5 separate regions of the Mus musculus genome follow, and all the other regions are linked to region 2. The links are chromatin loops, found by intact Hi-C in ENCODE. Cell type or tissue: heart. All regions are shown on one strand.

Region 1 (5,000 bases), 130 kb after region 2:
TCAATAATAAACACTTATTGATTTTATAATAGTAAATGTTATGGAAAACAGAGCACTCACCAAAATAAGAATTGATTGATAAAAGATTTATATTAAAAAAAAACTAATCATGAGTGACGCTCACAAAATTGAAAAAAACCCTGTTTACCAGCCCTTAGGGGGGATTTTAACTTTCTTAGCAGGGAAGTAATTGAAAGGGTGGCACTGTCAAAATTAGCACTACTAAGGACTTTTTTCAAAGAGGGAAAATATTTCTATCAAATGTTATAAAGATCATAAATAGCTAATTCAAATTTGTAGAATAAATGTCAAGATCACAAAAGACAAATGGGTAGAAGAACAGGACCATGCCCACAAGGGAAACACAGTTGGTAATAAACATGGTGCAGAAGGATGAATTCACAATAAAAATCACAGGCATGTAAACGAGGACATCTGAAGAGGATGATTTACGTATTCTTAAAGAACAACAGGAAAACACCGAATGCTAACATCTCCTGGGAGAGAGTTGCCCAGAGGTTGCCTCATATATTCACTGGTAAGCCTGACCTCACCCATTTACCAAAACTGTCACCGCTAAGAATTCACCCTCAAGAAGTAATTCAGCAAAATCAAAATGGTCTCTCAGCATCTCCGTGATTTCCAGATGCTAAAATGTCCCCTAGAGGAATCCCATCTACACTCCAGACTTCTGTCCTCAGGGATCTGCAGGGACAAACCAGGACAAAGCAGATTTCCCTGGGAGGAAAATAAGGGATCTGGAGGGGACATTAGATCAAGGAGAGGGGGCAGCAGGGAAAAGGGGAGCCACAAAAGGGAGTGTCAGTTGTCTGAGGTGAACTGCCACAGGATCAGATGGGAAACACTAGTCACTTCAGACACAGGGGTGTTTCATACACACACACACACACACACACACACACACACACACACTTTCATGCCTTGTGTGCTGGTTAGCATGAAATGCCCGTGAACCATCACCAAATAGAACCACCTGAGAAGAGGGTCTCAATTAAAGGAGGGCCTGCATTAGATTAGCCTGTGGGCATGTCTTAGGGCGGGAGTGTCTTAAGAGTTGATTGATGTAGGAGACTCATCCCATGGTGGGCAGCATCATTCCCTAGGCAGGGGTCCCTAAACTGTATGAGAATGGAGAAAGCTAGCAAGCAGACAGCAGGGATGTGTTCACCCTCTCTGCTCTTGACTGTAGCCGTGCTGTGAGAAGCCACGTGAGTTCCTGCTTTGACTTCCCTTCAAAGATGGCTCGTGAACATGGCCTGGAGCTACAGCCTCTTTCTTATCTATGGTCAGGCAGAGTAAACCCTTGCTGAGTGCCCTCTCCTCCCCACCAGCCTTCAAGCTTCTTCGGGAGTCATCCCCCAGTTTCCACATTGAAACTGAGTCTGATCGGTCAGTCCACGTAGGCACCCTGCTAAGAATTCCCCTGAGATTGAAGGAATCCCCATCTATCTAACCCAAAGAGAAAACACAAACTCTCAGAAGCAGATATGTTAGATTTTTGATATTGTGACAGTTACCTCGGAGAAACAATTTAAAACGAGGAAATGTTTGAGCTGGCTGGTGGTTTTAGGAGTTAAAGCGCATGCTCAGCCTGTTCCTGCCACTGCACTGAGGCAGGGGATCATTCTGAAAGGGTGTGGTGGGGCAAGTTGTTCAGCAAATGATGTCCAGGAAGCAGAATGTCGTCAGTCTGTGTCAGTAAGTACTTCTCTTCCTTTGAATCCACTCCCTCTGTGCCTCCGGTCTCCAGCTCACATTCAGGGTGAGTCTTTCCCTTTAGTTAATGGCCTCAGAAATGCCCTCACAGATACCCAGATGTGGACCTTAGGAATGCCCTAGGTGCTTCTCGATCCAGTCAAATTGACAGTCAAGATGAATCACTGAAGCAGTTCCATGCCAACTCCTCTTGGGGAGGGGCTCTGGGGAGGGTCCAGCAAACAGTTCTCTCTAGTGTTGGAAACATGATAGCAACAGGGCACACAACACATGCTACACTCTCTCCGCGGGACACAGTACACAGTGAGAGACCAAGAATAGACTGGCAGGGAAGTCCTGTATTACATCACTCTGGTGAGTCACCCACAAGCCTTCGTGCCCTATCCTAGCAACACTGGGAGGAGGCTCCAGGGTGGTTTCCACTCCCCCCAAATAATTGTTTTCTCAGATCATAAACTATAGAACTTAATGAAATGACTCACTTTTAGAGTTATCTGGTTGATGATAGTTAATGAAATTTACTCCAAAATCAAAAAGTAAATATTAGAGGTTGGGATTGTCCTAATTAGCTTCAGTAGACAATGTAACACAGCCTAGAGTTGTCTTCGAGGAGAGCCTCTCTTAAGAAATTGCCTTCAACAAATTGGCCTATGGGGTCTATGGAGAACTGTCTTGATGTTTTAATTGATATAGGTGGGCTCAGTCAACTTTGCACAGCACCATCCCAAGGCAAGTGGCCCTGAGCCTTTTAAGAAAGCTACCTAACCACAAGCCAGGGAATGAAGCACAGCATATGTGTGTAGGTCAGAAAACAGCTTACAGGAGTCAGTTCTCGCCTTCCACTATGTGGGTCCTAGGGATTGAACTCATGGCACAAGGCTTGACAGCAATTGTCTTTTCCTACTGAGCCATCCTGACGACCCTTGCTTTTCAAAGGTGCCCAGGTAAGATTTCTTCCAGTGGTTTCACAGGAAATCAGATGCCAAATGATGGCACTGGAGCATGTGCCTGCAGCACAGCCTCATTCTGTCTACTTCCTGTTAAACTCGAAGCTGCTTGGGACTTTGCTCTGAGTCCCACCCCTCCTACTGGATACATACATACATACATACATACATACATACATATATACATACAATTTCATAACATATAATTTCATCCTACTACCTACAATATCTGCATATTTTTCTACCATCAGCTGGTCTCCTGTGCCATTACAGGACTTACCTCTTTTACATAGTTGGGAAAAGGCTGTAGAACTTGTTTTTATAAGAATGCATCTGATATATGCATGTGCTCAAATGTGTGTGTGTGTGTGTGTGTGTGCTCGCATGTGTGTGTGTGTGTGTGTGTGTGTGTGTATTACAAAAGACACAATTCCATTTTTAAGACCTTAGATGTGTGTGGAAATCTCACAAATAAGTCCTACTCTATTTAACAAAAGTGTTCTCGTTGTATGAACTTTAGAATCAAACCTACAGAGTTCAAATCCCTTTCCACCTCTGACTACAGCAAGGATTTGGGTACTTCTGTAATCTGTTTGCCTTTCATCTTTGCCCATCTATAGAAGGGTAATAATGCCTGCAACCAGGACTCTCCCTGAAGCTCAGATGTACTCGAATAGAGTCTGGCATTGGGCAGACAATTCAGAAGTTGTCCCCTAAATTGTTAGCCCCTGTATTAAGCATCCCTGGAGATCAACTACTAACTTGAAATTGATTGCTGAGAATAAAAGGGAACAAATAGAAGCCAATTCCCAGCTTCCTGCAGCCATGAATTGCAGGTGCTAATCCTAAAAGGCCTTTGTGAGGATCTAAGTCACATGGCATGTAGACCTGCTGTCACAGAAAGGCATGGGCCATTTCTATTTGACACCCAGGGTGACAACAAACTCCTCAGAATGAATGCCTGGTGGTCAGGAGCCTGGAGCCTAGGAAGAGAGCCAGTGGCCCCATGCTGGCTTCCTGCTTAAACTCTTGGTTTGACCCCATCAGACACAGCAACCTGTGCCTCAGTTGGTCTCTGAAGGACCCAGTACCCCAAGCACAAGCAGCACTCACTCAGATAAAAAATGCAGAGAAGGTGTGCCACAAAGTCTATACCATGTCCTCGCTCTTTCAAAGAACCCAGAAAGCCCAAGGGAACAGCAATCGTCACTGCTCAAAGCAGCGGGGACATCATCCACTCCCCTTTGCTTCTAAGTGTAACACAAAGAGCTAACATTCTCCTGGGGCTGTGCAAATCATAAAATGCTTCACTGCTACGCTACATAGGATCTACACCAGTGCTTCTCAACCTTTCTGATGCTGCGACCTTTGAATACAGTTCTTCATGTTGGGGTGACCCCCAACCATAAGACTAGTTTCATTGCTGCTCCATAACTGTAATTTTGCTGTTGCTATGAATCCTAATGTAAATATCTGATATGCAGAATATCTGGTATGTGACACCCCCCCCCCCAATGGGTCACGACCAACAGGTTCAGAACCACTGGTCTAACCCCAAAAGCAAACTGCCGGAACTTGGAGGGTTGGAGCTGTCCCTCTGTTTTTTTCTGGTTGTTTCACATCCACAGCTGGAATCCTGATAGGAGGAGTCAGTTGTCTGACCCAGCCTGAGATGTCTACAAAGGAGCTTAGGGAGGGGGTTCCAGCCCAACCCTCCTTCAGTGCTAAGGGGGTGGGGGGAGATGGTTTACAGAATTCACTTCAGTTCACACAACCAGTTAGAGGACAGCTGATATGAAGACACGCCTACTCACCAGGGTGAACCCCTTGGGTAAATAAATGGATGCTGAAAATGCTCAAAATGGTGAGTTCAGAGGGCTCTGAGATGGCTCACAGGGCAAAGACACTGGCCGCCAAGCCCAGTGACCTGAGTTCAACCAACAAATCCAAAGGGGAGGAGACAACTGACTCCCACAAGTTGACCTCTGACCTCTACACATGAGCCACAGATACCCATATGTATCCACACATTTACAAACTAACAAATATATATGTATATAAAAGTTTGAATGCTCATACCACCTCATTCTTTTAAGTAGTCTAAAGCAGGCTATGCCTCCCCCCACCCCCACCCCCACCACCTGTTTATTTACTCTCCTTTTCTTTGTTTCCTAACATTGATAAGGGAAGGGGCAAATTCCAGTCCAGCTCTTTTTCAAGTGAGGCCGTGCTCCCTGCCAATGCCACCGATGAGGCTTTCCTGTGTGCTTGGCTGCCCTCCGCTTGTTTTTGCTCACATAATATGAGAATGTCCAC
Region 2 (5,000 bases):
AGCTGTAACTTGGGTAGTGGACTTAAGGGTGGGAGCATCTGAACAAAGAATTCAAGCTCAAGCTGTCTAGCACCAAGCCTGGAGGAGAGGGTGATAGATTAGGTAATTTAAAATTTCCTCTTCGTGCCAGAATTTTATCTATAGAGACAACATGTTTCTTGGCAATGATCTCTTAGGGAACGCTTCAGCTAGGTTTGCACGCAAGGTGCTGCATGAGCCTGCAGTATCTGCAGAGACGGTTTCTTAGCCTTAGAAAAAAGAGCCCGTGCCTGAAATACTTGCGGAGACAGTAATCTCTGTATTTTGGGCAAGATTCCTATAGAGTTCTGGGAGTTGGAGCCAGATGCTTCAAAGCCTCCCCTGTCCCTTGGCACAGGTACACCACGGGAATGTGGGCATGCCCTGGGAAGATGTTTGCAGCTGGCGAATCTCCAAAGCCAGCCTTGTGAAGGCTAGGTTAGGCAATGAGAACGTAGGATGGAGGCTCCTGCCACGTTCCAGCGGTGACACAAGTTCTGAAGGCAGGTGCACTGAGGAGTTGTACTCCAGATCGGAGGGCAGGCTGCCATTTTGTTCTGGAAGGTTCAATCTCAGCGTGGGCTTTTGGCAGACAGCGACCTGGAGCCGCAGCAGCCCGAGTATGCGCAAAAGAAAGCGACTCTTCATTTTCTGGAAAAAGAAAAGAAAAGCCAGTCCAATTCCAGCACAGTGATGGAGGCGTCCAGCAACATAGGGCCTCTTGAAGAGCAACTTCCCTGAGGAGGGGGTGGGGAAACAACACAGCAGGAGCAAAGGAAGTGGTGATTCTACGCTTCTTATACAGAAGGAAGTCAACAGAAGTAATCTGGAGCATTGAATCTGAAGGCCCTCAACTTCCTTCTAGAAGATTTCAAAGTGTGTCTGTCTGTCTGTGTGTCTGTCTGTGTGTCTGTCTGTCTCTCTCTCTCTCTCTCTCTCTCTCTCTCTCTCTCTCTCTCTCTCTCTCTGTGTAAATTCCAGAAATATATGTGCTCTGTTCTGTTCAAAATGTACAATCCCAGTTGTTATCCTCCATGCAGAGAGGCCTGGCCCAGTGCAGGCAAAGGGATGAACATGTCCCTGGGATGTCATTTCAGTTTTCACCCATCTTGGACAGGACCACATCTTCTCAGACTCCCTCTTCTGCTTACCTAACTCTATCTTCCTGGAACTTATCTGGGATGACTCAGCTTCTGGAATACTCTTCTTGCTCAGCTCTGCCTCTCCCACCCTCCCCCAATAACCATGTGAGCTTCCAACCCTGCTTGTCCCTCCTGAACCCTCCCATTCCTCCAATATCCTTTAAGGCTGGGATGTGGGAAATGGGGGAGGGGCTTGAGAGACATGCTGGAAAAGTTAAGAACCAGAGGATTAAAAGAGAATTAAAGTATTGAGGAGGAGAATGTCCCAGAGATTTTTGACTTGGGTTCCTTATGAAAGGAGGGCACTGAGTCGCTGAGGCCAAAAGGGCAGCTTTGGAATCCAGACTCTGTTTGCCAGGCATCAGTGATGCCTTAGATGCACAGCGTATTCACATGAATACTTAGTATCTTATCTGATGTTCACCCCAACCCAGTGACATAGAATCAATGATTTTTACAGACCCAACCCAGGAAGTTAAGACTTGGAAAAGTAAAATTACACACACACACACACACACACCAGAAGTAGGTTGGGAAGATATCAAACTGCTCAAATAGACTGGAGTCTTCTACACATGCCACACATGCTGACATTCAAAACAACTCTGGGACTGTCAATTGCTTCATATACATAAGAAATAAGAAAATAATGAGGAAAAAAATACATGTGAGAAAGCAGAGCTTGGTGATGCATGCATGGAATCCCCAGTACTCAGGAGGCAGAGACAGGAAGATCATTGTAAGTTTGAGACCAGGCTAGGCTACATAGGGAATCTGTGCCTCAAAAACATGGGAGGAGTTGGACCTTTGGCTCAGTGGTTGAGAGCACTTGCTGCTCTCGAAAAAGACCTGAGTTCAATTCCCAGCACCTACATCAGGTGGTTTACAACCACCTATAACTCCAGATCCAGGACAGCTGATGCCTGCCTCTGGGCTCCTTGTGCAGCTGCAAGAATGTATACATGTAAACATATAAGCACATATAATACACATAAATAAAAATAAATCTTCCAAAAATAGCCCACAAGGTAACTAAACATTATGCCTACTAACTGGAACTCAACATTATAATGGGCATAATGGGTCACATCTGATTAAAACATCTCCTACATGTTCTACTTGATTATTATTATAATACATTCTATACATTGATATTTTTACAAATCATGTTCTTTATAACGTCTGCTTATAACATTCATATCTTTTTAAGATATTCAATTACTTTTGAGACTCACTTTGTAAGTTTGAAGCTTTCCATGAGATGGGATGTAATATTATATAAAATAGTTTTGCCCCAGACGGATCATATATTCTAAGTAAGGGCAATAGTATCATATGAGACAAATTTATATATTTACAATTTGTTTTCTAAGATTCAGTTTCTCTTCATGAACATGTGTGTTATGATATGAATCCATATGGTCGTTCTGCTCCTGATTCAAAGTCACAAACTCTACCTGTACACACACACACACACACACACACACACACACACACACACACACACACACACAGGGCACACTCGGTGGAAGGAGCCTATGCTACCACCAGGTGGTGACAGAGTGCTGTGGTCTGTGACAGATATGGCTTCAAACAGTGGGGAACCCAAATTTGTGGGCTTTCCCCCCATTAATTAATTGATTTATTCACTTTACATCCCAGTTGCAACCCCACATCTCCTTTCAGTTTCCCTCCCCCCAGATCTTTCCCCAAACCCCCTTCACCTCTGAGAAGGGGGAGGTCCCTCCCAGGGGACCAACACACCCTGGCACCTCAAGTGATTAGTCGCAAGACTAGGCGCATCCTTTCCTACTGAGGCTAGACAGAGCAGCCCAGGTAGGGAAGCAGAAGCCACAGGCAGGCAACTGAGTGAGCCCCCACTCCAGTTGTTGGGACAATTTGTAATCATAGATTCTTGCTCCTTGCCTTGCTAGAGCATTTGCTGGAATAGTATGATGCAAGCAAGCTTAAGGCACAACAATTTTAAAGGTTTTTGCACGGGTTTTACACATTAGAGCATGGGAGAATCTTTCCCTTTTGGTCTCTCAGTGCTTCTTTTTAGCACAAATATCTTTGGCAAAAATATATAAATAAATCACTCAATCCGTAGGCTGCTTAAGGGTGAAACCCTCAAAAATCTCTCAATTATGTTGGACAAAAAAGTTCCAAAGCCCAGTTTCAAGCTAGGCCCCTGTCCAGATAATTTTCTCTACCAGCAAAGCTTTTAAAAGGGCAGCCCCTGGGGGAAGATGAGAATGTTAACATAATTTTCTGAATTGCTTCCCCGAGAAGTCTGTATTCATTATATCCACTTCCTGTGGTGAGGGTTAAGGGTGTGTTCCTGTCGGTAGAGTGCTAGCCTCACGGCACAGAGCTCTGTGGTCCATCTGAATAAAGATCAGAAAACCAAGGTCATCTCTGGTAGCGTACAGTTTGAGGTCAGCTGGGGCTGCAGGATACCCTGTCTTGAAGCAAAAAATAAATAAAAATAAAAAATAAAAAATACATGTAATATGATATAATATAAAGAGCAATGAAAAGAATTTGAAGGATGGTGGTAAGAAGGCTTTGGGAGGCAGCCATCTATCCCAGGATGCCCAACCCTGTTTCACACCTGTGCAGAGAAAATTTTAAAAAATGACTATTTCAAACCCTTTCTTCAAGACCTTCATTTCTTTTCCATTAGCAGAAGAAATGCAAGGGCCACTCCATCTGGGCGAGCCTCACAAACTCTGCATACTGAAGCACTCCCAGCCCCCCCCCCCCCCCCCAGTGTGTGTCCTTGCTGCTTAGCAAGCCGCAGGGAACACAGTGGTGACATAAGCATGGGCTGGTACAGAGGCAATGAGGACCACGTGGCTCATCGCACCAGCAAGCAGACAGGACCACCGAGAAGTCTCTGGTTCACCCCGTCAACACCTTGAGAGGCTGAAACTGACCTCTGGGCCCCCTCCACCCCACGTGAGGCTTCCCAGTGACAAGGAGACTAGAAAGAGTCAGCCTCACCCAGGTGACAAGAGGTCGGACCTGTGAGCAAGGGCAGCAGCTGAAGCTTCTGGAAGGATCTATCAGCCCAGCTGAAGAAGTAGCTCACCTCTCACATCTCTGCAGGAAGGCACAGATAGTTTGTGACTTTGAATCAGAAGCAGAGTAACCATCCAGGCTCATAATTCAGAGAGAGGGAAATAAGATAACTTGAAAAGGGGCAGCCCCTGGGGGAAGATGAGAATGTTAACATAATTTTTGGAATTGCTTTCCCGAGCAGGCTACATTCATTATATATTATATCCATTTCCTGTATTCTCTCATGTAGTCGGGCTCAGTCATAATTAAGCTTTTCTTCAGCACAAGTATTCTTTCTCCAGTCCCTGTTGTCAGGCGTGACGCTACTCACATATCCTGCAGTGCACACCTGCCACCTGCTTATGATGGAGAGAACAGGAGGATGTGTGGTGTCCTCAAAAGCCAAGATCAGTTTTGAGCCACCTCCAAACCCTCCAGGAGTACAGCAGATGCTGGCCATGGTGACGTGAGACACCTGGCTGGCCGAGCTATCTTGTGTGCCTCTAGGAGACTGGAGCAGGAGGAAGGGCAGCACGGAAACCAGGAGAGGGAACAGACAGTAAGCGAAGGTGGCAGAGTAGCCTGGGCTAGAACAATGACTGTGTTCACAGCAGTGGAGGCAGGGACTCAGGACAGCTGGGACTTACTGGTGACACAGAATGATCAGGTTCTGATGTACAATTAATTGTACAGTGTGAGGAGATATATGTTACATGACTGGCTTGTAAGTCTCTTTAAGAATAGGAGTCTTAGGAAGTCAAGGCAATTTTGTGCTAC
Region 3 (5,000 bases), 400 kb after region 2:
TGAGAACTGGTCCAAGGGTCTAGTGTGTAGAGTTATAACATTGAGCTACACATTCCTTTTCTTCCCTGGAAATGCAACTCAGTGGAGATTTGTCTGGGGTACATGAGATCCTAAGTTCAATTTAGCACCAGTGGTGGTGGAGGAGTTAGTAAAATAGAAGGAAACAAGGGCAAAATCAGAGTAACAGGAGCTGACATTTGTAAGGAAATGGAAGTTGAAATAACTTAAGTAATCCACCCTAAGTCAGAAACCTGAGTGGCAGAGCCAACCGCCAAGGTTCAATTTGTCTGGAGAACAGGCTGGCTTTAATCAGCGCAATGTGCCGCCGTTCAACAACAGTTAGTTTCCCAAACACACACCACTTCCCACTTCAACACCTTTGCACATGTTCTACCCTCCAGAAGGAGTGTCTCTCCCACATGTTCTACAGAATGAGGCTCAGTGATTCATTTCTCAATACACTTTTTTGGTTAGAATTTTACTTTTCATGTAAAAGAAGAATTAGGGGGAATGCATTAAATACACTTTTAGAGACTAATGAAATATGCTATTTACAACTACAGGCATTTAAAAGTACCAGTGTCTGAGCTGGGGATATAGATCAACCGCAGAGGTGACAGTACTTGCCTAGCACACATAAGAATTCCCAACACTGGGGTGGGGGTGGGGACTGGGTATCCATTTCCTTTAAAATGCACGGAGACAGAATGGAGATATGGTGTACTGGCTGGGTTTTGAGTCAGCTTGACACAAGCTAAGGTCCTTTTGGAAGAAGGAACAAGCTTATGGTATATTTTCTTGATGGAGGATTGATATGGGAGGGCCCAGCTGAGTTGGTCACACCACCCCAGGCTTGGAGTCCCTGGATTTTTTTCAGAGGGCTAGCTGAGTAAGCCATGGGAAAAGCAATCCAGTAAGCAGAGCTCTTCCTCTGCATCAGCTCCTGCGTCCAGGTTCTTCCCCTGAGTTCATCCAGTAATGAACTGTGGTGTGAACGTATAAGTGAAATAGACCTTTTCCTCCCGAGCTGCCTATGGGCATGGTGTATTATCACAGCAATAGAAACCCTATGCCTAAGGCTTCTTCCCTCTTCTCAAATCCTTATTAACTTCTCTACTAGAAAGAATTACCATCTATATACCTCTAATATAGACTTACAAAATTGTAATGTTTATTTAAATACTTAGCCCTGGTTACTATAGGAACCTAGTGGATTTGATCCCCAAACTGAAAAAAAAATCAAATATTCTCATACTCTCTCCTCTCCCCACCCCCCCACCCCGCCCGAGCCACACCCCTCAGTCCTACTTCTTAGCTTTGAAGGACCACAAACATGGCTCTAAACAAAATGCTTATTTATGTAGTGTTTGTGTGTGTGTGTGTGTGTGTGTGTGTGTGTGTGTGTGTGTGTGTGTGAGTGAACTCAGGGGCTGTCACATCTAGCCAAGCATTTGTAATACTGAATTATAACCACGTTCTCCCTAATTCTCAAAGACAAGTGTGACTCACATATTATAGGAGTTTTAGAAAGAGCCACACAGTACAGTATATCCATGTCCAACACAAACTTACTAAAGTTCAATACGAATATAGGCTAAATTTGAGTACTCTATTCAAAAACTAGAAACAATATCTTCCTGTCTAAACTTCTAGTAGCTTACTGAAAAATTTAAAGCCTCCACAGGCACACCTCATCCATCTGTGGGCCTCTCTTTCCTCTCCATTCAGTTAAACTGGTCTGTCTAGTCTTGAAAACGTCTTGCACTTTTCTGCCAACTTGTTTTCTGTCTTTGTTTCCTTTCCCCTTTTCACAGCTTTAACCCAGCCTCTCAAGGTCAGGGCACAGGCTGACGGCTCAGAAACCATGTTAGACACAGGCGCCTTTCCTTTGATTTGAAGTGATTTTTTAAAAAAATTTTCCTTATTCATTCATATCCAACAGTTAGGAGCTTTCAAGGCACAGCCATGGCTCTGTGTAGCTGTAGATGCTTCTGCTTTGCTTGTCAGGAACTGAGGAAAGACTGCCCTCTTTGGACTGGGCTTGACGTCTGTCACTCTGGAACTCAGTTTTCCCGTCAGTAAATTGCCTGTGTGACCTTTGTTTCAGAAACTAGACCAACTTCCAATAGTCCTTGAAGATTTTGCTTACACTTCTCTGGCTCCAGTAATCTCGATCACATTTTATCCCAAAACACCTTTTATTTTTAGCCTTCTGTTACAATTAAGCATGCGTTACTTCCTGGAAACTCTCGTGTTCTTACCGTGGCAGCTGACATCAACAGGACCAAGACCCTGAAGGCAAAGGCAGAGGACCAGAAAACCTACAGAATGGCAATGATCATGGTTGTGAAACTCTACAAACGTTTATTCTGTTACTAGGACAGATACCCACAGATTATCAAATAATAGCCCTGATATGTTAATATACACTTTAATATACACAATCTTGTTTATTCACTGCAACAATGCTGTGAGATAGATGTAATCCATTTTATAGACAGGAAGATGTACCAGGTGTGATAGTTCATTTTCAGAGTTGACTTAACTTGATTTGAAGTCATCTAGGAGACAAGTCTTGGTGTGTCTGCGATGATGTTTCCAGAGAGGGTTAACTGAGGAAGGAAGTGTGGGCTGGGGCCCCATGGCCTGGGGTCCAGACTGAATAAAAGGGGGGCGAGGAGGAAGCGGCAGCACTACCTCTCTCTGCTTCCTGACTAAGGGCATCACGTGACCAGCCACCTGTTCCTGCTGCCCTGCCTTCCTCCCCATGATAGGCTGTACCTCTCATACCATGAACCGAAATAAATCTTTCTTTCCCTAAGTCGCTTCTTGCCAGGTATCTGGTCACAGCAATGAGAAAAGAGAGTAAGGAGTACAGTAAGCTTCTAACTTAAGGGGTGTGTGTGTGTGTGTGTGTGTGTGTGTGTGTGTGTAACCTGCAAACTAAAACACAACAACATCCAGCTAGGCTGATGTAGCCCCAAGCCTACACATCTTAATGAAGTTCTGTACAATTAGAGTAGCCATTTTAAAGCTGTTGACCTTTGCTTTGGCTTATATACTATCAATTATATTTTATCCACTTGCTGGGCAGTGGTGGCACCCACCTTTAATCCCAGCATTCAGGAGGCAGAGGCAAGTGGATCTCTGTGAGTTCCAGGCCAACCTGGTCTACAGAACAAGTTCAGGGACAACCAGAACTATACAAAGAAACCATGTTTCCAAAAAAAAAAAAAAAAAAAAAAATCGACTTTTAAACATTGTATGCACTTATCTACAAAAAGAAAGGAAAGAAAATCTATGACAGAGTTAAAACTAGAAAAACAATTACTTTGTAACTAAGTGTCCTTTACCTAGACTCTGTCCTTCCTCATCACCCAACATTATCCTTTCTAATCCAACCTTAACTCTGAATTAACCTTCTCTCTGAATCTTGTAGTCTACTCTCTAGAATTCTTTGTTAAATAAAGATGTGTTGCCATGGTCCAAAGCCTACTCCTTACTTTTTGTTTGAGTTTTAAGGGCTGGAGAGTTACATGCAGACCTTCGTGCTTGATAAGCACATGTTTTATGATACCGCCGAGCCACACCCGCAGTCCTACTTCTTAGCTTTGAAGGACCACAAACATGGCTTTAAACAAAATGCTTATTTATGGGTGTGTGTGTGTGTGTGTGTGTGTGTGTGTGTGTTAAGATACGACACAGTCAATGAGTGGAGATCAGGGGACAACTCTTAAATTCTTCCTTTCCACTGTGTGGCCCTGAAGATTGACTTTAGGTCATCTGGCTCGGTGGAAAATGCCTTTCCTCACTAATGCATCCTGCCAGCTCCGTTTCTCAGTGCTGTCCGAATTTACCAACTCACAAGGACTAATGGATGAGAGCTAAATTCCTACAAAATGTGTCTTTAAATATTACAGGCATGGTTACGTTGTGTACCTGTAATCCCTGAGGAGCAAACAGAGTGAGGAAGGGTCAGGACCAGTTCTGGGTCAGCCAGAGCTACATATTGCGACTTTGTCTCAAAAACAAAAGCAAACAAACTATTGAAACGATCTTCAGGTAGACTTTGATGTTATCAAGCTGATGAGCCCATCTTTATTATCAATACTTGAGAAGCTGAAGCATGACCACAAGTGGCTTCGTGATTAAGTCACTCCTGCCAAAGAAATACGCTAAGTGATTTTACCAGTCAACTATCCAGCTAGCCAACTTACCATGCCACAGTAAGGATCAGGCAGGTAGCTACCAGGTCACTCACCTGTTCAGGAGCCTCTATGGAGATGGCCACCAAAAGCACAGTGTGACAAACACATTTGCATCAGAACAATCCCCAGGACCTTGTTCATCACCATGTCCCTTTCAGTAACTATGTCTTCTTTGCCCTTGCCATAAAGCCTTTGGTTCTGTTTCTAAGCTTTGCTTTATTTCATTTTTTATTTTATTTATTTATTTATTTATTTATTTATTTATTTATAATATCCGTGTGAATGTCATACCACAGTTCAACATCAAGTGTCTTCCTCAATCACTTAACACTTTATTTTTAAGATTTAAACAATCGTAAACGTGTGTGTGCATGCTCCCAGGGGCTGGAGTTACAGGTGGAGCAACCAGGACCACTTGATACAGGCTCTAGAAGCCAAACTTAGATCTTCTGGAAAACCAGGGAACACCCTTAACCTCTGAGCCATTTCTCTGCTCCTCCACATTATTCGTTGAGATAGGGTCTTTCACTGAACCTGGAGCTTGCTGATTCAGCTAGCTGGGCTTGGCCAATGGGCTTCAGGGTTCCTCCTATCTATCACTGCCTTCCCACACTGCCACACCCATCTATTTTACCTGGGGTTCTGAGAAACTGAACTCAGTGACACGTATTTTAATGACTAGGCTATCTCTCCAGCTCTAGTTTTGTTTGTTTGTTTGTTTATGTGTTGAGACCTGCCCTCAGGATCTCACAAGTGTCTGACAAGCATCCTACCCCGACTTTCACTCCTAAC
Region 4 (5,000 bases), 230 kb after region 2:
CTTCAGCCCAGTAGAGATTGGTGAGGAAGCACTGGAATAGATAGACCTGACTATTCACAAGGTTTATCACCTCAGGACCGGGGACCATGAGTCCCAAGCTAAAGCCATTCTGGTCCCACATAACAAAGTTTGAAAGGCTCAAATCATTTCCAAGTAAAGTAACTGTACCCAGAAATAATATTTAGAACATTCAACAATGTCCAAGACCAAGAAGAGAAAATTCAGAGTGTGGTGTCTAAACAGAAATTACATTAAAAAAAAAAAGAAGAAGAAGAAGAAGGCAAAACCCCACAATTAAAAGAAAGGTCAGTCAACTTGAACAACACTAGAAATGATAATAATAACAAAATTGGTGAGCAAGAACATAAAGAGGTTTTGTGTGGTGTTCTTTTGAGATATTATGTAGCATAGGCTAGCCTCAAACTTCTTATGGAGACAAGAATGATCTTGAACTTCTAATACCCCTGCCTCTACCTCCCAAGTTCTGTGTGTGGTTTCATATACCACCGGGCCGACTTTTATGTAGTGCTGGGAGTGGAGTTTAGGGCCTCAGTGGTGTTGGGCAAGTTCTCTACCAACTGAGCAGCAGACCCAAGGCAAGAGTCCCAAGAAGTATGTTCCATCTCTTTGAGATCAAGAACCTGCGGGAAGGAGTGTGGATGCTAAGCAGAAATGTGGGAGCAACTTAAAACACCTAAGTACTGCTCCTAGAAAACAAGACATTGGGCAGGTTAACAACAGACCGGACACAGGAGAAGAGAAGATTGGTGGACCTGCTGCCATCACAGCAGAAAATATCCAGTGAAACACAGAGCAGAATAAACCAACAGCACTGGGAGAAGGCCCAAGAGGCCTTGTGTGTATTAACTAGAAAAGAAAGGGTAGGGACTGAGATATGATTGAAGAAAAGGTGACTGAAATGTCTAAGTATAATAATAATAATAATAATAATAATAATAATAATAATAATAATAAAGAAGGCTACTGAAACCCAAAATCCTTAATGATTCCCGAGCATGGGAAGTAACAAAAAATAAATAAACCAAGTCATAGCACAAGCAAAATGCCTGACAAGACATACACACACACACACACACACACACACACACACACACACACACACATACACACACCACACACACACACACACACATACACACACACCACACACACACACACACACACATACACACACACACATACACACACACATACACACACACACATACACACACACATACACACACACACACACACACACACACACACACACATAAAGCCACATAACATACAGGTAACCCAGAAAAGAATCCCACAGATACATTTTTATTGAGACATTGTGCTGTTTGTTACATATGTGAGAAAATAAATATGGACGCCGTTCCTCCATTTTCGAGACAGTTTTGAACTGTAGAATTGGAGGGCAGCTGACTAAAAAGGGTTAATGCCACCCCTAAAATCAAGTAACTTAAGAACAATTTGGTCCTCTTGAGATTTCCATTAAGATATTGTCCCATGGGTCTGCAATAGTCTTCCATCTAAGGCGAGTTTGTCCCCAGATTCCAAACAGCAATACTTATGCCATTCAATAATGAATGCATTATGACAGCCAACTATCCGAGCCACCTCTATCCATCACTAATTCTCCCTTCAACAACTGTATGGTGTGCACACATGTGTGTGCAGGTGTGCCCACACATGTATGTTCGCACGTGTGTGGAGGCCAGAGGTAAATCTCAGGCGTCTCCCTCCTCTGCTCTCCACTTTAACTTTTGAAACAAGGCCTCTCACTGAACCTGGAGCTCACTGAACCAGGAGCTCACTGATGCTGCTGGACTGGCTACCCAGCAAGCTTCAGGAGTCTCTCTGCTCTCCCAGTGCTGGGTTACAGATGTGTTCCATGGTGCTTAGGTCCTGGGGACTCCAATTCAGGTCCTAATGCTTGTGTGGCACTCGAGCACTTTGCCCACTGAGCCATCGCCTTTCTGCCTCATCTCATTCTTATTACTTACTAAGCAAACTTCCCCAATTATTCTGTTATGTTTATGAGTGTTTGCCTTCGTATATATGTTCACCCCATGCATGCAGGGCCCATGGAAGCCAGAAGAGGGCACTGGACACCTTAAACTGCAGTTTAAGGTAGTGAGTTTCCAAGTGGGTACTGGAAACCAAACCCCAGTCTTCTGCAAAAGCAGCCAGTGCTCTTAATCACTGAGCCATCTCTCCAATTCTCTTCCCTTTCTTTTCTGCCTGTTGGGCACAGCAGGGCTCTTGGTTCTTACAGAGATCTGTCCTCTACACTGCATAGCGCTGCATGCTAAGCTCACCAATGTTCTGTTAGTCTAGTCTTATCAAAACCTCCCATAGCCTCACCTTGAAGGGTATAAAGCCCTGAACCTCTTAAGTAACTAGGCACACACACACACACACACACACACACACAGCAAACCCTTTTACAGGTCTCACAAGAATTTAAATTTAAGGCTAAAAGTTCCAGTGTCAAAAACTGCTGCCTATGGGAATTGTGGGTATTTGAAGCTCTGCCTACAGTTCAGGAAACACCCTTTGTGGGTGAGCTCCCTTCCCACACAGATGGAAGAGTGAGGATATAACCCTGGAAGTAGCGCATAGGGAAGTGGAAATGCGACTGGAAGGATCCTTCCACTGCCGTTACACACAGTCCACCCAGGCACTGTTTTCTGTCAAATCTCATGAAATAAGGATATAGAAGGCAGCCCTAAGAGATCCGGACAGGAAGCCTGCAGGCTTAGTGACAAGCACCTCAGCGCCCAGCAACAGAAGAGGAGGAGGAGGAGGAGGAGGAGGAGGAGGAGGAGGAGGAGGAGGAGGAGGAGGAAACAGACCTGCAGAGACTGGATAACTCAAATGAGGTCAGATGACTAGCTAGTGGCAAGTGAGTCCTGAGCCCAGGTCTTCTAACTCCAGGATGAAAGTACCTTCATTATGCCTGCCTCTTCTCTTTTGGCATCAGGAAAAGAAACAGACACCAACTTCCTGATGATGACTCATGCTCAGGGTTTCCCAACAACAATGTTACTGAGATGCGAGGCTGCATCACTCTTTAGTGGAAGGGGAGGCCTGTTCTTAGCATGACCTCAGACCTCTGCCCACTAGAAGCAAATAGCACTCCACATGCCCCCACCCCTAAGTGTTTAACAACTGAAAAGTACTTCCAGAAATAGCTGGCATGTGGCTCAGTGGGTAGAGTGCTTGCCTAGCATGAACAAAGCACTGGGCTCTAGCTCCAGCGCTGTATAAATAGGGCGTGTTCTTGCAAACCTGTAATCCAACACTCTAAGGTAGATAGATGCAGGAGGATTAGAAGTTGATGGTTACCTTCTGCTATATAGCAAGTTTGAAGCCAGACTGAGAAACTCAAAACCCTGTCTCCAAAATAATAATATTAATTTTTAAGTCCTCAGATAATGCTATGAAAGCAACCAGGATAGTAAGGAAGAAACAAACGCCCCCATCTGGGTGAAACTGGTTTGAGTGTGAGCTCCTGTTCTGGAGATGATTCTAGTTCATTTGGAGGTTAATGATGGGGCAGAGCAGACAGGAAGTGAGTCGTTAAAGGAACCTCACTGCCAGGCATAGGAAGGTTGATTCCAGAGAATGCTGTCCAGGAATCTGAGAGAGCACAGTGAAGAGGTTGGCTCTGTTGTACAAAGGAACAAAGTCAGAAAAGGAACTTGTCTTTTTGCCACCAGTCTGGGCCCAGGGAACTCAGCAGCAGGAAAGGAAGAAATGTAAAGCCCAGGCCATGATCTAAAAAGCCCTCTCTTTTCAGCCCATCTCTCAGCCTGCTCCATCTATGACTGCTGCACCCACCGCCCCACCCTAGCCACTCTGAAGGTGTTGGTGCCGGAAGGCAGCCTAGGACTCACCAATGCGGCAAGGTTCAGGCTGTATACATACAACATCTTACATGAGCATCACAAGGTGTTGGGTAAAACAGCCAGACACAAAAGACCTACTGTGTGACTCTATTGACACAAAGTTGAAGAACAGAAGAAACACATTCCCATTGATAGGAGGAAGTGGTGGTTTTGGGTGCTGGTATTGCTAGAGACGACTGAGGGCATCCTCTGGGTATGGAGACCTCTGTCGCGATCCTGAAGGAGGCTTGTGAATGGGTAGAAATCCACAGAGCTATACATTTAGGATGGTCATACCTTCCTGTATGTTTCTATAAATAAGCTCTATCCCCTTAAAAATGAATGTTGACTCTGGAACCAAGTGGGTGTGGATTCCAGCCCTGCAGGTGATTCTGGCTAAGTCAGAATTTTTCTAAGAGGCTAGATGACCAGGGCAGTCCAGACAGGAAGTGCACAGTGAGTACAAATAGCGCTGTACTTAAAGGAACCACAGACACTGCCAGACACAGGACACAGTGTCTGTGTGAGGCACAGGATGTCTTAACGTAGGCTCCTCTGTTGCCCCAGGCACTGAGACAGGCCTGACAGCCATTAGCCTCTCTCTCCTCTACTTTCTCTGGCTTTGGGAGCCGTGCTCAGGCGCCACCTCTATTTGCCGAGTTCTTTATCAGTGGATAGAATATTTACAGAGTACAGCAGTGTTGATTACACAGTTCATTTTACTGGAGACTGGGGGATTGCACTGTCTCCTCCTGAGTTATTCTTGGCACGGCAGCATTTGCTCCCAGTATGCATTTCTTTACATCTGAAGTTCTCTCTCTCTCTCTCTCTCTCTCACCTCAGTGACACAGAGCAGATAGACTTCATGCTGTCTTCACCGTCGCTAGCCCCTTGATCTCTTTTATTCTTCTCTTTAGAAACTGGTTGATTCTGAAACAAACAAGCAGGAGTATGGATTCTAGCTCCAGCATCCCCTAACAGAGTTGGTAGACGTGTGTTTCACCTTTGCACATCCCTGTTCAGGGCAGGCTGTGGGTTTTGTTTGTTTCACTTTTTTTTTTCAGGGGTGGATGATGCGTGTACCACACAGTGCTTTTGTGG
Region 5 (5,000 bases), 140 kb after region 2:
CCTCCTGGTACTTAATACCCATTCCCACATTTAAACAGGAAGCTAAAAATAAACATGATGGAAGCAAGTGTAAAACTGAAAGTTCAGGGTTCACATTACTTCAATTCTGTTTTCCAATGTGATACCCGTCCACTAAGATTTTTTTGCTTGTGTTTAAAAATTTATGAATAAGACAGATTGTGAACTGTAAAGCTTAAGAATTTGCTTGGCAAGTAAAAATTTGAGTTCACACCAGAGTAATTTTATTGTATTTGACTATCTTAAAGTTGGAAGTTAGTCTTTAAAAAAAAAAAACAAAAAAAAACCAAAAAAAAAAACCAAAAAACACTGTCCTTTAAATCTGTCCATTGCTTTAAAACTGAAGAATGAGTTGAGAAAACAATTACTACTTTTTCATTAACATTACTGAAAATATTTTTATATTATGGGCAGAAGGGAATGGGAATGATCCACATATGTGTCAAATCCAATGTATGAGGCAGCCCGCTGAGTGTAATGAAGGCGATCAGTTATGGGTGCGCATGTTTCTCCACCACAGCATGGCGTGCCATGAGTCCCACTGGAGAAAAGTGATCATGAAAGAGCTCGTGCCCAGCTGCCTGTGCAGACCGAGCCTGGGGAGGGGTGGGGGTGCGTTTGTGTGGGGTCTTGCAAGCTGGCATCAGAGAATAAGAAAGCAAGGCCTTCCTTGGGCAGAAGCACAGCTTCAGAGATGATAATGTGCTTGTGTCTTCCAAGCCTGAAGAGCCTTCTGAGAGTAAATTATCTAGGGAGGAGGAAGAAGAGACAGAGATGAAGATGGAGAGCAAAGAGGAGAGAAGATAGGGGAGGAGATAAGAAGACAGAGGAAGAAGAGAAGGAGGAAAAGAAATAGAGGAAGAAATAGATATGGAGGAGGAGAAGAATAGGAAGGTGAAGACAGAGGAGAGAGTGATCCTGAGCCAGCACATACACAGGGCTGGTTAAACTGCAGCTGACCATGATCAACCCTCAGCGGCAGAATCGCAGTCACTGCTAAGTCCACCTTTAAATTCAAATGCCGACTACCAAACATTTCAGAAAGTTGGTAACGGTATGGTATTTGGGAATAAATGGCTTATCAATGACCCTGAGATGCTCATAGCACAACATTGGGGATCTTTATTCAGCCCAGGTGGTGGGTTCAGAGTCCCAACCCCTCCCGAGATACTACCAAGGCTGTGTGTAGGTTGTGTTTTGAGCCGGGGACACAGAGTGGTTCTTTACCTCCTGGTAAATTATGACCTCAAAAAGAAAGTTCAAAACCAATTTATCTAGCTGCTTTAAAAAATAAGTGTGAGAAAATGTGAAATGAAATATCAGGGCAGGAAAATAGGGTGGAATATCTAGTATACTGAATTTTTCTATGTATCCTACTAGAGGTTGGAGGTTTGTTTAAACATCTACAGAGTTTAAAAGCAATGGTTGCTCTGTGGGTAGGAGTGGGACATTAGTGCATAAGAAGAAAGGAAGGGATGGAGGGAAGAAGAGAGGAAGGCAGGGAGGGAGGAGAAGAGGGAGGGAGGGGCACAGGTGGGCAGGCAGGCAGACTGTGTACTTACGACTAACGTAGGCCTAAGTCTGAGAGGTATCCCACTGGTTACCTAAGATATCATTTCTTTGATCCCCAGCTGGGGAGGAGGCAGGTCAGTGTAGGGTTTGCCTTGACAGGAAGGCCACAGAATAGAGGGACCTTGCACTCACAAGTCAGACCTGTCATTTTCACTCATCCTTGCAGGCCCAGCCAGCCTCAGATCACTGCCCTAAGGAGACTTGCTGATTCCTGACTTGTAACTATTAGAGGAGGTAGGCAGAAATGCAGCTCACACCCCCAGGATGACCAGACCCACCATTCCACAACAGCTGCAAAACAACCCCAGCACTGTGCGGAAACCCCCCCCCCCCTTCCTCTGAAAGAGATTCTCCTGCTCTCTGGCAAACGTCCTGGCCTTGTAGCCCAGTGAGGCCAAAACCTTCCTGATGGGTGTCACCTAGATAGGACAGGCCAAGGACCAGAGGACAGACAGCCGACTTTGACCCTGACTGCCTTCCACGGGGACCTAGCACTGCACAGGAAGAAACTGAAGAGCCACTGAAGGCCTTCAGTGCCTGCAAACTGACCTAAAAACACAAATCACCCAGAGAGCGCCCAGCCAAAGCCAAAATTGGGTATCTAGATTCCCTCTCTGGTCTTCCCCTCCCTCTGCCCTATTTAACACACCAGCTGCCATGCTGGGTACTCACAGACGACTCAGCAGGAAGACAGGCTGCCCTGATTTATCCTGGTCCACAGACAGAGCGGAGCAGCCCCAAATGCATCTCCAAGATCATATTTCTGATATCGATGGTCTATACAGGACAAAGGGGCCAGCAGTTCGCACTACCAGGAAGGTGGCTGGTCACTGGCTCCAAGAAGGGTGTCCATTTTAGAGTCCAGACTTCTCGGTGAACTGGAGTCCAGCCTGCCAGGAAATGGGATTAGCAGGGCGAGGGCAGGACATCCAGACCCCCGCCAAGGGGGCACAGGCACCGCAGTGAGTGAGCCAGTTTTGCAAGGGGCAGAGGAGCCATAGTAACTTTGGCAATGCTGAGGCTCACACTCAGGCACAGGAGTGAGGGCCAAGACCAAAACTAGTCCTTGGCGACTGAAGGAGTCCAGGATGTCTGCAGGACTGCTCCAAAGAAGGTGCAGTTTTCAATCACTGCCACTAGGGAGCGCGGTGATATCTCCTCGGCTTCTGAAATGGCAAAGCTATTAGCTTAATCTACCATTCTTTGTTTATAACTCTGCGTCCAGAAACACTCACAGTTTTTATTTTTCCCAGTGGGGCTGGGGCAGAAGGTGGGGGAAGACACTCAAAGCGAGGAAGGAGTGGTTTCCTTGACGACATGTTCATCCCTGTACTCCTGCCTTCACATCCACACACATGTCAGCTCACATTTGGGGTCTGTGCTATGTTACCTAGTAGAATAGTGTGGAATTAGGAAAACATGTACAACATTAAGTGAGAAAGGGAAGTATGTTTAACTGAATGTGTGCTGTCATTACAACTGTGTGAAACGACATTTATTTGAAGGGTTGAAAGAGAAAATATTGGGAGAAAAATGCACAGAAATGACTATTTCCATTGAGTTTATATCTGAATTTTTATTTCTTCCAATTTTTATGTTGTATATAGTATAGTTACTTTAATGATTTAGATGACTTAAAAGTATATCAGCTTCACCATGGTGAAAGGAAGAATTTGGCCAGAGCAGTGGAACTCTGGAAACACCTGGGGGATTTGTTAAAATATGAATCCTGGGGGCTGGAGAGATGACACAGAGGCTGAGAACATTCACTGCTCTCTCAAAGACCTGAGTTCAGTTCCCAGCACCCATGTCCTGTGGCTCACAAGTGCCTGTAACTCCAGCCCTAGGAGATAGACACCCTTTCTAGCTACCTCAGGCATCCCAACTCATGTGTGCACACATGCACACAAGCACATACATGCATACATACATACATACATACATACATACATACATACATTAAAGAAGTGTCTTTTAATTAAGATTCCTGGTCTCATACGAGTCAGAGATTCTCTTTCCTGGTGATTCTAGATTGCATCAAGTTGACAGTTTAAAACTAACCATCATGAGTAGAGACTCCCAGAACCCCAGTCTATGGAGGAGCTGCCACCTGCCCTCGTCTCTGGCCTTCCAAGGTGAACTCTTCCTACAGAACCCCCAAGGCAAACCTGCTGTCTTAGTTAGGGTTTCCATTTCTGTGAAAAGACACCATGGCCAAGACAACTCTTACAAAGGAAAACATCCAATTGGGGCTGGCTTACAGTTTCAGAGGTTCAGTCCATCATCATCATGGTGGGAAACATGGCAGTGTGCAGGCAGACATAGTGCTGGAGGAGGAGCTGAGAGTTCCACATCTTGATCTGAAGGCAGCCAGGAGAGTTGGTCTCTTCTGCACTGGGCAGAACTTGATCATTTGGAGACCCTCAAAGCCTAACCACACAGTGACACACTTCCTCCAACAAGGCCACATCTCCTAATTCTGCCACTTCTCATGGGCCAAGCATATTCAAACTGCCACACCTGGCTTCACCTCTAACTCGTAATTCAAAAGCTGGGAGTCAGCATGTATTGCTTCTGTGTACTGACCTCCCTCACCAGTAGCTGTCATACAACTTACTTTTATCTACAAGGGGCATTTTATGCATATATAATATATAATGTATGCTGATTATATTTCACCACTGTTACATTTTTTTCTTGTCTTATCTTTCTCCCACATCTGCTGCTCCCCACTCATTTTCCCACCTAGTCATGCTTTGGGGTGTGTGTGTGTGTGTGTGTGTGTGTGTGTGTGTGTGTGGTGTGTGTGTGTGTGTGTGTGTGTGTGTGTGTGTGTGTGTGGTGTGTGTGTGTGAGTGTGTGGGGTGTGTGTGTGAGTGTGTGTGAGAGTGAGTGAGTGTGAGTGTATGTGTATGTGTGTGTGCATGTGTGTGTATGTGTGTATGTGTGTGTATGTGTGTGCATATGTGTGTGTGAGTGAGTGAGTGTGAGTGTGTGTGTGTGTGTGTGTGTGTGTGTGTGTGTGTGTGTGCATGAGACAGAGAGAGAGAGAATGAATGTGTATGCTCCAGTGAATTTCATTAGGTTTCTAACAGCAGCTGGCTGAGAAGTTACTTACAGGACCATAGTCAAAATGTCAGTGGCTATAACAGGGAAGAAAATGTCTTTCCTTCACCCAGAAACCAACTATCTATAAATCCTTATAGGATGCCTTAGGAGGCCCTCCCCTACATGAAAGAACGTTGATAGGCCCAACTTTCCATATATATATTAAATTTAAGGTGTTCATGAAAATGTGCTCTTCCAAAATAGAACATCTGCAAGCTGAAAAGAAAGTGTTCCTTAAAGGGAAGCTTCCAGGCTGAGACTCACTGGTGATGGGTAGAGAAACTCACAATAGCTCTGGGCCA

What was found. A loop is a pair of places that touch in the nucleus more often than their neighbours do. Peaks named below come from ENCODE experiments on the same cell type or tissue, not always from the same donor. Only the 100,000 strongest peaks of a DNase experiment are listed, where the experiment ranks them.
Region 1: a loop joins it to region 2, with 2.9 times the contacts of the local background. A loop is called at or near these places in 8 of 42 quality-filtered maps.
Region 3: it touches region 2 in a loop (10-fold over the local background); 28 of 42 quality-filtered maps call a loop at or near these places.
Region 4: a loop joins it to region 2, with 2.0 times the contacts of the local background. A loop is called at or near these places in 6 of 42 quality-filtered maps.
Region 5: it touches region 2 in a loop (2.5-fold over the local background); 8 of 42 quality-filtered maps call a loop at or near these places.

Annotation. Positions count from the first base shown.
Region 1 is chr9:70,939,874-70,944,873 of GRCm38, reverse strand. All of the region lies in intron 2 of Gm32017 (a long non-coding RNA gene), which reads right to left. It also overlaps a transcript of Lipc not described here. Among named protein-coding and RNA genes, the nearest start is that of Lipc, 7.6 kb to the right of the region's middle. In heart, no CTCF peak of the experiment used is centred here; DNase peaks (open chromatin) are centred at 1,793 and 2,043.
Region 2 is chr9:71,071,806-71,076,805 of GRCm38, reverse strand. Gm46120 (predicted gene, 46120) reads right to left here. Exons shown (of 2, transcript NR_168672.1): 2 at 281-669. Among named protein-coding and RNA genes, the nearest start is that of Gm46120, 5.2 kb to the right of the region's middle. In heart, a CTCF peak has its summit at 2,739; no DNase peak of the experiment used is centred here.
Region 3 is chr9:70,669,179-70,674,178 of GRCm38, reverse strand. It overlaps Gm31872 (a long non-coding RNA gene), which reads right to left. Exons shown (of 3, transcript XR_379591.4): 3 at 4,074-5,000. Among named protein-coding and RNA genes, the nearest start is that of Adam10, 7.3 kb to the left of the region's middle. In heart, a CTCF peak has its summit at 2,029; no DNase peak of the experiment used is centred here; H3K27ac peaks cover 886 bases.
Region 4 is chr9:70,840,598-70,845,597 of GRCm38, reverse strand. All of the region lies in intron 1 of Lipc (lipase, hepatic), which reads left to right. Among named protein-coding and RNA genes, the nearest start is that of Gm32017, 71 kb to the left of the region's middle. In heart, a CTCF peak has its summit at 2,102 (motif pointing right); DNase peaks (open chromatin) are centred at 2,777, 2,897 and 4,417; H3K4me3 peaks cover 504 bases; H3K27ac peaks cover 2,860 bases.
Region 5 is chr9:70,927,958-70,932,957 of GRCm38, reverse strand. The region is part of intron 1 of Lipc (lipase, hepatic); the gene reads left to right. The region is part of intron 2 of Gm32017 (a long non-coding RNA gene); the gene reads right to left. Among named protein-coding and RNA genes, the nearest start is that of Lipc, 4.4 kb to the left of the region's middle. In heart, a CTCF peak has its summit at 2,716 (motif pointing right); DNase peaks (open chromatin) are centred at 2,007 and 2,527; H3K27ac peaks cover 1,902 bases.